Regions from separate parts of the Homo sapiens genome. Here region 2 is linked to region 1. The links are chromatin contacts, found by Hi-C or POLR2A ChIA-PET in ENCODE. All regions are on one chromosome and are shown on one strand. The core of a region is the stretch at or near the end of the contact, and the rest is flanking DNA. Distances in the headings are between cores, read along the strand shown. Region 1 holds the start of LINC02773 (long intergenic non-protein coding RNA 2773). Region 2 holds the start of RPS6KC1 (ribosomal protein S6 kinase C1).

The links. Hi-C counts contacts between places; a loop is a spot of excess contacts on that map. ChIA-PET counts read pairs that join two places held with the same protein, here RNA polymerase II (POLR2A). Pooled maps may share reads with other maps.
Region 2: a pooled map shows a loop between it and region 1 (2.7-fold over the local background). The contact joins the promoter of RPS6KC1 here to the promoter of LINC02773 in region 1. A Hi-C loop is called at or near these places in 2 of 168 maps with a recorded cell type or tissue (GM12878 and K562) and 5 of 50 pooled maps. POLR2A ChIA-PET finds 5 or more read pairs at or near these places in 2 of 52 experiments (GM12878 and H1).

Annotation. Positions count from the first base shown.
Region 1 is chr1:212,663,818-212,667,290 of GRCh38, reverse strand. It overlaps LINC02773 (long intergenic non-protein coding RNA 2773), which reads left to right and starts at 1,646. Exons shown (of 4, transcript NR_183483.1): 1 at 1,646-1,972; 2 at 2,604-2,704. RefSeq lists silencers at 1-26, 1,582-1,891.
Region 2 is chr1:213,049,583-213,053,055 of GRCh38, reverse strand. RPS6KC1 (ribosomal protein S6 kinase C1) reads right to left here and starts at 1,815. Exons shown (of 15, transcript NM_012424.6): 1 at 1,547-1,815. The coding sequence starts at 1,651. RefSeq lists a silencer at 1,587-1,686.

The DNA.
Region 1 (3,473 bases), core at 397-2,896:
TTGGACGGTTAAAGACCTGATTGAGGCCAGGTTTGTTGGCTCACTCCTGCAATCCCAGCGCTTTGGGAGGCCTAGGAGGGAGGATTGATTGAGCACAGGAGTTTGAGATCAGCTCCAGGCAACATGATGAGATCCCCATCTCTAAAATATAAAATAAAAATTAGCCAGGTGTGGTGGCAGGCACCTGTAGTCCCAACTACTCAGAAGACTGAGGTGGGAGGATCGCTTGAACCCCAGAGTTCGAGCCTGCTATGAGCCATGATTGTGCCACTGCACTCCAGCCTGGGCAACAGAGTGAGACCCTGTCTCAAAAATTAAAAAAATATATATATGACTGAGAGCCAGCTTGGTAAAGCCTTCAGAGCCAATGTGCCCTGCAGTCCGTCAACACACATGGAATGATTGCGCACTGGGGAACTGCAGTGCAAGACAGAGATGTGGAAGAAAGACTTGACTCTCAGAGATAGAAAAGTCAGGAAAGACACAAATAAAAACCCCAAAGAACTCCCAGACACAGACCTCTACAAACTGACTTGTTAACCTTTTGGGCCCGATCACAGCAGAAGCAAGGGCTCCACACCATACGAACCTGGGTCAAGGCTAAGGTGCCGGGGCCGGCTTCTTCTCCTCTGCTCAAGCAGGCTTTATATGGAGCACACTCTCTCCAGGACACAAAACAAGAACCATGCCCCTTCCACCCTGGCCCCCCTTACCCTCTCAGAAGGGGCTCCCTGGCCTAGCAGAGAGCAAAAGGCTACAGGTCTCACCACTGAAAGCTGGGCACCACCCGCCCCAAAGCAGAGAAGTGGAGGAGAGGACACTAGGTAGCTGCGCTAGCAGGGTTGTGCATGAAGCCAGCACCTGAGAGAAGACAGGAGGGAGGCAGAATTGAAGCCAGAGGCGGTGGTTTTTGGTGGTCACTATGGCCCACTCTAATTACTATGCACCAGGCGAGAGTCTGTGCTGGGTGCTCCTGAACATACAGATATGCAAGACACGGCCCTTGGGGGTGGGATGTCCTATAGGAGAAATTAGCCAAAAACGCAAGGCTGCCTGCATTGAATGCCAAATGATGGACACACACCATAAGTGTCAGAGGAAAAGAAATAATATTTACTGAGTACTTACTATGTGTTAAAGCACCTGTAAATGGTTTAGATGTATTTAATTTTTCCAACAGCCCATGAAGTGATTACTGGTATTATTTCCACTTTATGGATGAGAAAATTGAGGCTCAAAGAGTCTTAAAACACTTGCTTGGTGTCACACAATTTTTCATGGTAGATTCAGATTTTCAACTCAAAATTCTACCTCTCCAAGTGCGCGCGCGCGGACCCACGCACATGCATGGTTTTCTTGATGGGAGAGGATTTTGGGAAAGAGAGGTGACACCAGGCACGGGACTCTGGCTCCTACGCATAACTTATTTTTGACACATAGAGGGAACTTCGACGGCTACGTTTTCAAGCAGAGGGATGTCTTCTAACGAAGAGTTCATTTTTGATGTTTAGTTGTGCAGTCGTTAAGTCTGCGAGTTGCGATCCTGCTTCAGTTGTGCTGTGGGAGCGCAGTGGCCCAGGACTGGCTGGCCCGGCTGGGGAGGAGCCCAGGGAAAGAGGAAGGGAGGGCAGGGGAGGGGAGAAGCAGCTGTCCCCGGGCTGCCTGGGAGTCACTGGGGAGTCCTAGCCCGCCCTTGGGCCTAGGGCTCCCTGATGCGGCCTCCACTCTTCGCAGGGCCAGGGGGCGAGGAAGGAGGAGGGAGGGAAGAGGGAAGCTGGGGAGTGGGAGAGCGTCCTCCACGACCGCTTGGGTCCTCCGCGGGGCAGCCTCGGGGAGGGTGGCTGCAGGGCCCGGAGTCGCCTGGATCGCAGCGCCATCTCGTGGCTGCTGGCAGGTCTGCCTTGGGCCCTCTTGGCACAAGGCAAGGAAACAGGAGCTCTTCCCATCAGTGACAGGTGCCCGCCGGCCCGCAGTGAGTCCCAGGGGGCTTTCTCCTGCGTCAGGGAGCCAGGAGGGGAAGGGGGCATGGGTGCTGGGACCAGATTTCCCTGACTCTGTGCTCCTGGGTAAGGACTGATTGTCAAGAGTGGGCTTCCAGTTCTACCCCAGGCCCTGAGGGTCTTGTCCTTTTGCTGGGAGCCCCCACCGTTCTCCCCTACTCCCTCCTGTCTTCTCAAACGATAGCATAATGGAAGAAATCATCCTTAGAGTATGCAGGCCAGAACCCTGCCCCGTTGCGTAAGAGCTGTTGTCCCCGCGTCTCTCTGAGCCTCAACGGTTTTATCTGTTAAAGGGCATAATAACACCAGGAGAAGAATATATTGTAAAGCCTCTAGCACAGTGCCTTCAAGTAGTAGGAACTTAATCCATCCTTGAAGGCGACATCATTGTCAGTGGTTACAACAGGTCTCAATGTTGCGGAAGCTCATGCTTAGCAGATGGTAGGTGCCCTGGGAATATTGCAAACTAGTAGCGATGTCTTCTTAGCTCCAGCCCGAGAATGGGACAGTCCTAGTGCTAGATGTTTGCCTAGTTTCATAGATGATAACAATCCAGCTGGTCTTGCAAACCTAGTAAAAATAGCTGTCTATTCTACCCATCAGCCCAGGAGAATGCTCCAGTGTCACCAGTGACTCCTGCTCCCACATCTGCCTACAGGAAGCCCTCTTGGAACAAAAGCATCTCACTTCTGGGAGGCATCAAGGTAGTGAGGGGAGAGGGCAGTGGTGTGGGTTACACAGACCTGGGGCTCCCTTACCAGGTGAGGACCTGGAGCAGGCCACTAACCTCTCCAAACCCCATGTTTGTCATCTGTAAATCAGGGATATTATTATACTTCCCACCTCTTTAGGCTTGTATGGAATTGAATGAGATTATTAATGTAAAACACTTAGCACGGTGGTTTTAGTGTGCATCAGCATCACCTGAGGATTTATTAAAATATGAGTTGCTGGGCCCCACCTCAAGTTTCTCAAGCTGTAGGACCGTGGTGTGGCTCAATAATTTATTTGCACTTCTAATTTGCATCTCGGGGGATGTTGGTGCAATCTGTCCAGGAACCAGGCTTTGAGAAGGACTAATCTGGCACATACTAGATCTGCAATGAATTTTTTTATTATACTTTAAGTTTTAGGGTACACGTGCACAACGTGCAGGTTTGTTACATATGTATACATGTGCCATGTTGGTTTGTTGCACCCAGTAACTCATCATTTAACATTAGGTATATCTCCAAATGCTATCCCTCCCCCCTCCCCCCACCCCACAATAGGCCCCAGTGTGTGATGTTCCCCTTCCTGTGTCCACGTGTTCTCATTGTTCAATTCCCACCTATGAGTGAGAACATGCGGTGTTTGGTTTTTTGTCCTTGCGATAGTTTGCTGAGAATGATGGTTTCCAGCTTCATCCATGTCCCTACAAAGGACATGAACTCATCATTTTTTTATGGCTGCATAGTATTCCATGGTGTATAT
Region 2 (3,473 bases), core at 566-3,065, 390 kb before region 1:
GTAACAACCTTAAGTGCAAGCAGGGAGCAACAAACATCCCTCTATTCTCCGAACAGCAATCGGCAATAGCAGGTCAGGTCTTCTCATTATCTTTATACAGACATGTTCATCTATCCCTCCTTCTCACATTTATCTGAATTGTGCACCATTTCCATACATCACGTGCCACTCCCATGCCCCAAACTGATCTATTTAACCTTTAAGATTCTTCTCAGGCTGGGTGTGGTGGCTCATGCCTGTAATCCCAGCACTTTGGGAGGCCGAGGCAGGCGGATCAACTGAGGTCAGGACTTCGAAATGAGCCTGAGCAACATGCAGAAACCCCATCTCTACTAAAAATACAAAAAATTATCAGGGCATGGTAGCACATGCCTGTAATCCCAGCTACTCGGGAGGCTGAGGTAGGAGAATCGCTTGAACTCAGGAGGCAGAGGTTGCGGTGAGCAGAGATCATGCCATTGCACTCCAGCCTGGGCAACAAGAGCGAAACTCCGTCTCAAAAAAAAAAAAATTATTCTGAAGGCCTGCTTTACATCCTCCAAATGTATATTGAACTACTGTTACTTAATCTGTACCTCTCTTCTTTAAAAATTGATAAAGTTAATTATTAACATTTTATATAACTTGGAGTTAGGCAAAACTGGTTTCAGATCCCAGACAGATCTGCTACTGCCTTGCAATGTAAAGTTGGGCAAGTTACTAAACTTGCTTTAATCTATTTCTTCCTCATTAAAATGAGAATTAAATTGGGTGATGTGCATAAAATGCCTACTATACACATATATTCATGCACACATACGTCACATACATATATACTTATTTAATTTTGATTTATTCTTACTTTCCTAGAAGATGCAGACTCTCTTTAAAACTCAAGGCAAAAGCAATGAAACATAAAGTGGGTACTAAAAATTGGACCAGTTAGTTGATGTAAAGGAGCCTCCCAACTTTAAAATGTGCCCTCATGGTAGCTCACACAAGCCACCCTCAGCAGATTTTTTTCACGTCTCCTACTGAAAAACATGAAAAACTCAAAGGTTTGACAAAGCCCGGATCCACAGTTCCTAGGTTGGTGGCCTAACACTGACATCTGTCCCAAGAATCTGTCTTTCTCACAGCAAACCTGATAAAGGTCAAGAGAAAAAACAACTTATATTACATAAGCCAAACAATACATAAATTAACACTTTTTAATCTGCATTATCTTCCTGGAGCAAGCAAAACCACTTCTGCAAATTGCGAACTCAGAAGAGAAAGTCCAAACGGGATGGGAACTGAGTCATCAATTTAAAACCATCAACCACTGACTGCCCCACCCCCAGAAAGAGGACTCTACCACGACCTACTACAGTGAAGCCCTGGGCATATCACACTCAGCCACTACTCTAAAAATCCCAACCTCCGACACCCAAGTCCCGCCAGTAGGAGCAGCACCCAGTCCCACCCTCGGCTCTGAGCCAGAGTCAGGTACCCTCACATCAGGGTCCCCACCCCAGATCCTCAGGTCCCAATCCAAGCTCTACCCCAGCCCGACACCGGCACTCACCCGGGCGGTGACCTTATATACTGTGTAGCCCCTCGGGTGTCGCTGGGGCTCGGTGACAGTGTAGAAACGGGCCAGGTCGGCACTCCGCTCCCGGTAAGAGGTCATCCTCCCGCCGCCTCTGCCGCCGCCGCCACCCGCCCGGGATCATGAGGGAAACCCGGCGCCGCCGCGGTCCAGGTTCCCCAACGCAGCGGCGAAGCGGCGAGGGGGCGGTGGCTCCAAGGCGGCTCCACGGCGGCGCCTCAGCTGCACAGCTCTGCTTCCGGGTCAGCAGAGAAGCTTCCGGGCCAGGCTATCTCCCGCTTCTAGGGGGAGGGGAGACTCCTCCTTAGATTCTAGCCCCTTTGGGGCACCTGGGACTGGCCTGTAGTTGAAGACTAAGGGGTCGCGCTGCCACCCCCGTCACTGCGGAGACCTCAGGCCTCTCCACTAAAGACGACCTCTTGTACGCTAGCTCCGTCACCTTTTATGAGATTTTATGAGAGTTGGTATAGCCACGCCACACCGGGAGAGCGTGGTCCTCCCTGCCTCCGCCCCGCCGTGGTACAAACTTAAGTGGAGTGTTGAAGGGATGGAGAGATACCATAGCCTAGCACCTTCTTTCCTTACCTATTCACAGCCTATCATTTTAAATACCCACAGCAACATCTCATTCTCTGAGACATATCCCTTACTTCTTTCTAAGACGAATTTCCTTCCATTGAGCGCCTTTCTGTAACACATCTGCACAGCAAGCCCCCAACCCAAAAAAGCTCCCAAGCCAATATCAATCTTTTAAAAATCCCCACAGGTTCGAAAATCTGGAGTCCGCCTCTGGCTAGAAGAAAGAAATATGTCACTCGACCTCTCCGAGTCACTCACTACAGTTTCCAATTTCAGCTGAGGTTGTTATCAACGCTTGGCAGTTCCTTTATCTTTTTGTGATCAAGGTTCCTTTTCATTCCACAAAATATTCATGCCAAGTCTTTGCCATTATCCTAAAGACTCTGTTCCTCTTCCTTTTGCCTCCCTACTCTCCGCACCACCACTCTTCTTTACAGGGAAAAAAGAAGAGGAAGAAGCAGCTATGGCCCTTAGTACCAATTCCTTTGTCTTCTCACATTTCCATGCCAGTCTGAAACGTACACATATCACTTGCTCATTTTTACAGCTAATGACTCCACATGTGATCTGAATCCCATCCTCTTTGGCAAACCTTAAGACACTGTTTCAATGACATTCCAAATCTCCTTTCTGTATGTTTAATCTCTTTCTCACCACTGGCTCCTTCTTTTCAACCTACATATATCTAAGTCTATTAGTCATTCATTAAACCTGAATTCACCACCTACTATGTGCCAGACATGATGCCAATTTGGCATTGGAGTTACAAAGATAGTCCCTGTTCTCCGACCGGGCGCGGTGGCTCACGCCTGTAATCCCAACACTTTGGGAGGCCGAGGCGGGCGGATTACCTCAGGTCAGGAGTTCGAGACCAGCCTGGCCAACATGGTGAAACCCCGTCTCTACTAAAAATACAAAAAATTAGCCAGGCGTGGTGGCAGGCGCCTGCAATCCCAGCTACTTGGGAGGCTGAGGCAAAAGAGTCGTTTGAACCCGGGAGGTGGAGGTTTCGGTGAGCCAAGATCGCACCATTGCACTTCAGCCTGGGGGACAAGAGCAAGACTTCTCTCAAAAAAAAAAAAAAAAAAAAAAAGGTAGATAGTCCCTGTTCTCAAGTACCATCTAGTAGGAAAAATAAAGACACAAAATATACTGTGATAAGTACCATGGTGAATGTATATATGGAGTACTAAAGAGCACATCAATTCAGGATGGAAGATCGCCTAAGGCTTTCTGATAGAAGACTGAGTCTTGGAAGAGAGATGGGAGTTAGCCAGGAGAGAAGGGAGTAAAGGGCATTATTCATTTTGCCTTCTTTTCTTCC